2 separate regions of the Homo sapiens genome follow, and region 1 is linked to region 2. A link is a contact called in ENCODE Hi-C data. All regions are on one chromosome and are shown on one strand. The core of a region is the stretch at or near the end of the contact, and the rest is flanking DNA. Distances in the headings are between cores, read along the strand shown.

Region 1 (3,566 bases), core at 426-2,925, 47 kb before region 2:
TAACACCTCCAATCACTCATGCCACATTGGTGGTTCTCTTGTTTGGCTTTATTTTCCTCCACTGTCATATTATACACACTTGTCATAGTGTAAATGCATCCATTGCTTGTTAACAGTCTTCCCCCATGAGAATGGAACATCCATGAGGGCAGAAAAGTTGTCTGTTTGCTGCTATTTATGCAGTGCTTAGAACAGTGCCTGGCACAGAGCGGGGTATATGCTCCAGGAGTATGTGCTGAGAGGAAGAAAGGAAGGAGGGAGGAAGGGAGGGAGGAAGGGAGGGAAGAAGCAAAAAAGGAAGGAAGGAGGGGAGAAAGAAAAAGAAGGAAAGGAAGAAACAAAGGAGGGAGTGAGAGAGAGAGGAAAGAAAGGAGAGGGAGGGAGGGAGGGAAGGAGGAAGGAAGGAAGACACTGGACTCCTTGCTAGCCCACAAGCCCACCCTCCTCTTGCCTCCACATCTTGGTCTGATGCTGTTCTCTATGCCTGAAAGCTGCTCTCCCAGCCCTCTCTGCCTGCCGACGTCTTTCTTGTATTTGGAGACAAGCGTCAGCTCCTCCTGGTCTATCCCAGAAGGGAGTCTCTGCTCCCACCTCTCTCCTCCTCCAGCAGTTTGTTTTAGGCACCATCGTAGTCAGGGTCCCAGCAGGAAGCAGAATTTGCCACAGATGGTTCAAATGAAGAATCTTTAATGAAAAGACTCTTAACAGAGGTGAGCAGGGTTAAGAGGACAAAGATAGGATGGCAAGGGCTCAGAGACAGGAAGCATCAGGGAGTGGTTGTCACCCCTAGGACTGAAGGGACAAGAGCAGGAAACTGGAGGCAAACTGTACAGGAGGAGACATCAGGTAGGACCCAAGTTGTGAAGGATGCAGCTCTTGCAAAAGATGCAAAGATAGAAGGAGTGGGAAGAAAAACCTAACCTCCTTTCCCTTCTTGGAAGCCAGGTGGCCAGAAAGCCTGGGCATGAATGGGAGGCTACAGGGCCAAGGTTCAGGCAGCAAAAACAGCATGTGCAAAGGCCCTGTGGCAAGAGAGAGCTTTCAGGGGGTAGGAGGAACTAAAAAGAAACTCAGTGCTGCTGGCCAGCTGAGAGCTGGGGAGGAGACAAATGGGAGAAGGGGTGAAAAAAAGAGGCCGCAGGCGGACCATGTGGGCCTTAAGGATACAAGCCCCACCTCCTGGTTTTCCTGGGGCAGTCCTCAAGGACACCTGTTGTCCCAGAGGAGGCATTAGTAATAAGCTCCACCCCCTAAAGATCCCTGCCATCCCCCCAACACACACACACACACACACACACACACACACACACACACACACACACTTCACTCCCACAAATGGTCCTGATTTGAACAGTAACTTACCTGGCCAGCCTTTCCACAGGGTGTATTGAAGAGCTCTGTCTTCACTGTAAGAGTCGGGATCCCTGAGGGTTGCAGGCAGTGTGCTCATTGCTCGGATTTGCATTTGTAAAGGGTATTCGGGTAGCAATAAAGCAAATGAGTTTTAGGGGCCATGGCATCAGGCCTGATAAAGATGCTATGGAAGTCCTCCAGGGTACCCTCGGACCTGCCTTTTAACATTCATGAGCTTTGGGATAAAATCCAGATGCCTGGGCCAGCTTCCCCCTTCCCTGTGATCTGCCCCACTTCCTTCCAGCCCCACCTCCTGCCACCCGGGCAGCTAGGAGCCCATCCTGCTGCAACACAGGTGCTCATCCTGCATCACAGGCATCACAAGCGCTCATCCTGCTGCAACACAGGTGCTCATCCTGCATCACAGGCATCACAGGCGCCCATCCTGCTGCATCACAGGTGCTCATCCTGCATCACAGGCTTCACAGGCGCCCATCCTGCTGCATCACAGGCACCCATCCTGCTGCACTTCTCGCCACTCCCTCATGGCCCCAAATCCTTGCTGTGCCCAGGTCTCTGCAAAAGCTGTGCCCACACACTGCACCACTCTCCTCTCCTCTCCTCCCCATTGCAGGCAAGCTCCCATTCTTCAAGTGAGAATCTGCTGATACACGCAGGTATTCTGTTAAAGGATCTCGTCACATCATTCTGTTGATGTGACATTTTCCATCTCTCCCCTATTATACCATGAACCACACGAGGATAGAGGGCTTGTCTTTTCCATGACAATATTTAATGTATTTAGTCCAGTGTCAATAAATTAGTAGAAATGAGGGAAAGAAAAGAAAGGGGGAGGGAGAAAGGAATAATGGGAGGAGAGGAGGAAAGGAGAGAGGGAGAGAGGGAAGGAAGAAAGGAAGGAAGGAAGGAAGGAAGGAAGGAAGGAAGGAAGGAAGGAAGGAAGGAAGGAAGGAAAGAAGGAAGGAGGGAAGGAAGGAAGGAAGGAGGGAAGGAGGGAGAGAGTGAGGAAGGGAGGGAGGGAGGGAGGAAGAGAGGAACTCTCAGGTGACTCTAAGCTATTTGTGATTCATCTTTGTTTGCAACTTATCTGGAATCTTGAAGTGAACTTCGGGGACCTGTTAACTTCTTCTTACACAATGCTTTCTGTGATACTTCTTTCCCTTTGTTCTAATTTTTTCCAAATCTCTCAAACTTTCAACGTCCCACACTTCGAGTTACATCGAAGCCCACTCCACTGCAAAAACTTCAACTTGTGATCTTGTTGTCTCAAACATCCTAAGGTTGTATAATAACCAAATGTCTTTGTTCTCACGATGAGAGTATGCATCAAGAATCAAAGAAGCAAGAGGAAAAGGAACGTTCCAGGCTATTACTGTAACAATCCAATTACAATGCCTATCAAACTTAACTTCACAGGTTATAGCTCCTAATTGCCTGACAAAAATTGACACTTCAGTCGCAACAGCATAATATAATCAGAGTCCAAATTAAATTTGATCGTGGGCAGAAAACGATGCTATCATTTGAAGGCATGGAAACAGGAGATCAACTAGCATGATACCAGGGATCAGAAATGAAAATTATTCATTAATGGCAATGCGTTTCTGATAATGGAAATGACACAGTTCAGACGGCTTCGTAAAAACACTATTAATTAAAAAGATGATAGACCTAACAAGCCGTAGAAACCAGAGGACTTTTTTTGGGGTGTGCTTGTTAAGGTGAAAGACGACAATGTGTAAGAACAGAAGTTGATGCACTTTCGTTGGAAGTGTTTCGCTGACGCATGAGCCAAGTTTACTGGCCATTGCTTTGTGAAGTGACATTCTCCAGGGGGCCATGTTCCAGGACTATAAGAAATAAAAAAAAATAAAAAGAGTCTTTGGCCATAATACAGCTCTGCAGTAAGTGCAAATGGTGCTGGCTGTAAAATAGAAGGGCCCAATTCATAAAACAAAAGGCTCAAGGGAGTTTGGGGTACAGTAAAAGAAAAATAGGCCTGGACAACTCTTGAAAGGGTGTGTGTACGTGTGTGTGTTGTTTTCCACCTTGCAAGTTCTGTGTGATTTGTCCCAGAGGGTGGCATTAGTGATAAGCTCCACCCCCCAGACCTCCCTGCCCTCCCCCCAACACACACACACACACACACACACACACACACACACATACACTTCACTCTCACAAATGGTCCT
Region 2 (3,685 bases), core at 414-2,913:
CTACAGGAAGAGTGTTTATTCCTGGCAGATAGGCAGCAAGGGACAACAGATGTCTAGGATTCATCGGAAGCTGGTCCCACACAAGGCTCAGGTAAGCTGCCAGGGCAGATGGAGTCTTATCTGCATGTGCCCTACTTGCAGCACAACTGAGGGGCCCAGGAAAGCCATCTGCCCTGGTTTTACACCGTGGAGAATGTGACTCACTGAGCTCAACTATTGAAGGACATCCCATTCTTGCGGGGACTGGAACAGGGCCTGGCCAGCTCCCCCTTACCTCAAGATGGTGCATGCCTAGCTCGTTCCACAGTTATTCTTTTTTTTTTTTTTTATTTGAGACAGAGTCTCACTGTGTCACCCAGGCTGGAGTGCAGTGGCACGATTTCGTCTCTCAGCAACCTCTGTCTCTCAGGTTCAAGCAATTCTCCTGCCTCAACCTCCCGAGTAGCTGGGACTACAGGCGCCCGCCACCACACCAGCTGATTTTTGTATTTTTAGTAGAGATGGGTTTTCACCATGTTGGCCAGGCTGGTCTCAAACTTCCAAAGTTTGAGATTACAGGTGTTAGCCACTGTGCCTGGCCTCCACAGTTATTCTTGACAACTACAAGCAAGAAATGGAGAAGTGGCTCAGTCCAAGGCCACCCAGAGAACAGCCCCGCACCTGCCTCTCTCCAAAGACCCTTGATCATGCTTTTCTCACTCAAAGCTTTCAACTGCTCTCTCTAACCCAGCTCCAGGCTAATTCCCTTCTTGCCCAGTATTTCTCAAAACAGCGAGACCTTTATTTTATGAACGTCTCGGCCTGCCTGTATAATGCCACACTAACTACTGCTTATAGGACAGTTGTACAGAAAAGATGAGGCAGGCAAAGCAGCTGGCCCCGAGCCTGTGCATAGCAGGTACTCAACAAAGGCAGTCATAGGTGTCTTCACATCACACAGGTGGAAGGCCTGCTCAGCCTGAGCCTTAGAAACTGAAAGCCAGACAGAAGGGAATGGGATTCTCTTTATCTGGCAACACTAGGACAGATATCAAAAAGGCAACATGCTTCTTAACTGCCTTTTATTTTTGAAGTCCCCATTTCAGATACTTTCAAAGTCACTCAGTCAGAAATTATTGCAAGCCTGACTTGTGTGGGCCAGTGCTCCAGCTCCTGAGGGAGAGACATGGAAACCAGGCCCCTGACAAAACCTGCAGGAAACATGGGCCTTCAAGAATAGACTTATGAGAGGATTCGTTTGAACACTGTCAGGTAGGGTCAATCTTTTTAGGCTTCCTGGAGGAGGTGCCTGAGGTAAGTCTCAGGGCCTGAGAGTTCATTGTCAGTGTGAAGACTGAGCTCTCCTGGATCCTCCCAAGCATTTATGGAATGAAGTTCACTTGCATTCCGTACAGAAAGCAAATTATTTGTGAGGTCCCAGGATGGGAGAGGGGGATTTTGATAACCAAGATTTAGCCTTAAATATCTCTTCACTTCCTACAGGGAAGCCTTGCCTAACTCCAACCTCCTGACCCCAACTAGTCAGAAGCCCTGAATTTACGCCCCCATGGCACCCTTCCTTCTCCTCATGGAGCTCATCAGAAATGTGATTGATCATCTGTGTGGTCCTTGCCTCAATGTCTGTTCTCCCCGACGGAGTGAGATGACTACAAGGTACAGATATTCCTGACTCCCATCTCCCTGTTCTAGCTGATCCTGGTACAGTGACTCACACAGGATAGATTCTTAAAAAAATGTTTGCTAAGTCGATAAAATCCTCCAAGGTCTTTCTTCTTTTTTAACTTTCATTTTAGGTTTGGAGGTACATGTGAAGGTTTGTTATATAGGTAAACTCATGTCACAGGGCTTGTTGTACAGATTATTTCATCATCCAAGTATTAAGCCTGGTACCCAATAGTTATTTTTTTCTGCTCCTCTCCCTCCTCCCTCACTCCACCCTCAAGTATACCCGAGTGTCTGTTGTTCCCTTCTTTCTGTTCATGAGTTCTCATCATTTAGCTCCCACGTGTAAGTGAGAACATGCTGTATTCGGTTTTCTGTTCCTGTGTTAGTTTGCTAAGAATAATGACCTCCAACTTCATCCATGTTCCCACAAAAGACATGAACTTGTTCTTTTTATGGCTGCATAGTATTCCGTGGTGTATATGTACCACATTTTCTTTATCCAGTCTGCCACTGATGAGCATTTAGGTTGATTCCATGTCTTTGCCATTGAGAACGGTGCTGCAGTGAACGTTTGCGTGCGAAGTGCGGTCACTTAACCAGCAGCATGGATGCCATCTGGAGCTCGTAAGACATGTGTCATCTCAGGTCCCACCCAGAGCTGCTGAATCAGAGCTGGGATTTTAACAAGCTTCCGGGTGATTCACGCACATTGACATTTGAAGAAGTCCCAAGGCCCAAAGACACATCTGAAACTTAGAGAGGGGTGGGGAAATAGCAGTGGAAAGGTAAGAGTTGGATGGAACTACAGACCTTTAGCAGTCTGCCCAAATGCCCTCCACTGACTCTCCTTCCATCCCTCATCCTTCGTTTCTTTGGATCTTAAGCACCTCCTCCAGGAAGCCCTCCCCAAGTCCCACTGGATTGAGTTAGAGGTCTCACCGGCATGCACCCTCCACACTACAGTTTTATTTTAAATTCCACCCTCCCCCCACCCACCCCCAACCTCCGCCTTGGTGATCTATCTCCCCCAGAGGCTTTGGAGCAAAGGACAGAAATTTGTTTTGAAAACTTCGTGTCCCTAGTGGCTAAAAGAGTCACTGGAAGCAGGTAGGTGCTCAGTAAATAATTACTGAGTGACCAATTGACCCTTAAACTTCAGTCTTCTGACTACAGCCACGCCCTTTCCACCTCCCCTGCGGGCGTCTCAAGCCGAGGACAGGCTGGGGTCCTACCCACCGGCACTTCATCTGTGCAGGGATACTCAGAGGAGGCACGTGGGTTTATTTAAAAGCGGATGTTCCCGAAGGGAGAGGTGGTATTTCTTGGTGTTGAGTGAAGTATGAAGAAAAGGAAAGGGTGCATGGCTACGTGGCGAGAAGCTATGAAGTTCAACTGTAAGACATCTGTTTACCCAGGAAGGGTAAACAGAGCTCTGAAAGAAAACACTGAAAATCACTCCGCCGTGGAATGGGCTTTCCTGCCAGGTGCAGGCCACTCAAGCAGCTGCAGAAGAATCAACAGGCAGGGACTCCAGCATCCACCCACAGAGTCAGGGAGGGCCCCTCCAAGGTTCTTTCCAATTCAGTTTCAAGATCTAGGCCAAGAGTCTGCAACTTGTCTTCGAAATGGGCAAGGAGGTAAAAATGTGGGGCTTGCGGTTGACGCTGTCTTTGTTGCAACTACTCCACTCTGCCACTGTGGCTGGGAGGCAGCCTTAGATAAGATGCAAACCCATGGGCATGGCTGAGTCCCAGGGAAATGCTAATGACAAAAGCAGGTGGGTGCCCCCACAGACCCTAGTTTGCTGACCCTCGATCTAAAATAAAACTGAGACAAAACTAAAGTAAGAGTAGACTGCCCACTTTGGATTCTCAAAGGCTCAGGGCAGACGCTGTGGTTGTCTCTCTCTGGAATTTACCCCATCTTTAGCTGATCTTTGACCAGGGTCACATTGAGCCCTCTGGGAACTCTTCCAAGCTGTAGAAACAGATGATGAAGACAAAAGTATTTCAACTAAAGA

What was found. A loop is a pair of places that touch in the nucleus more often than their neighbours do. Pooled maps may share reads with other maps.
Region 1: a loop to region 2 is called in a map of endothelial cell of hepatic sinusoid, with 3 times the contacts of the local background. The contact joins the promoter of LINC02304 here to the enhancer-like site in region 2. A Hi-C loop is called at or near these places in 2 of 168 maps with a recorded cell type or tissue (PC-3 and endothelial cell of hepatic sinusoid) and 2 of 50 pooled maps.

Annotation. Positions count from the first base shown.
Region 1 is chr14:97,152,966-97,156,531 of GRCh38, reverse strand. It overlaps LINC02304 (long intergenic non-protein coding RNA 2304), which reads right to left and starts at 1,675. Exons shown (of 2, transcript NR_146554.1): 1 at 1,363-1,675. RefSeq lists an enhancer at 1,942-2,111.
Region 2 is chr14:97,105,934-97,109,618 of GRCh38, reverse strand. No RefSeq gene overlaps it. Among named protein-coding and RNA genes, the nearest start is that of LINC02304, 47 kb to the left of the region's middle. RefSeq lists an enhancer at 1,698-2,897. Within about 2 kb of position 1,663, at least 3 of the 41 ENCODE cell types and tissues checked have a DNase peak (open chromatin) inside an H3K27ac peak, as active enhancers do; they include PC-3, where a contact is called at or near this core.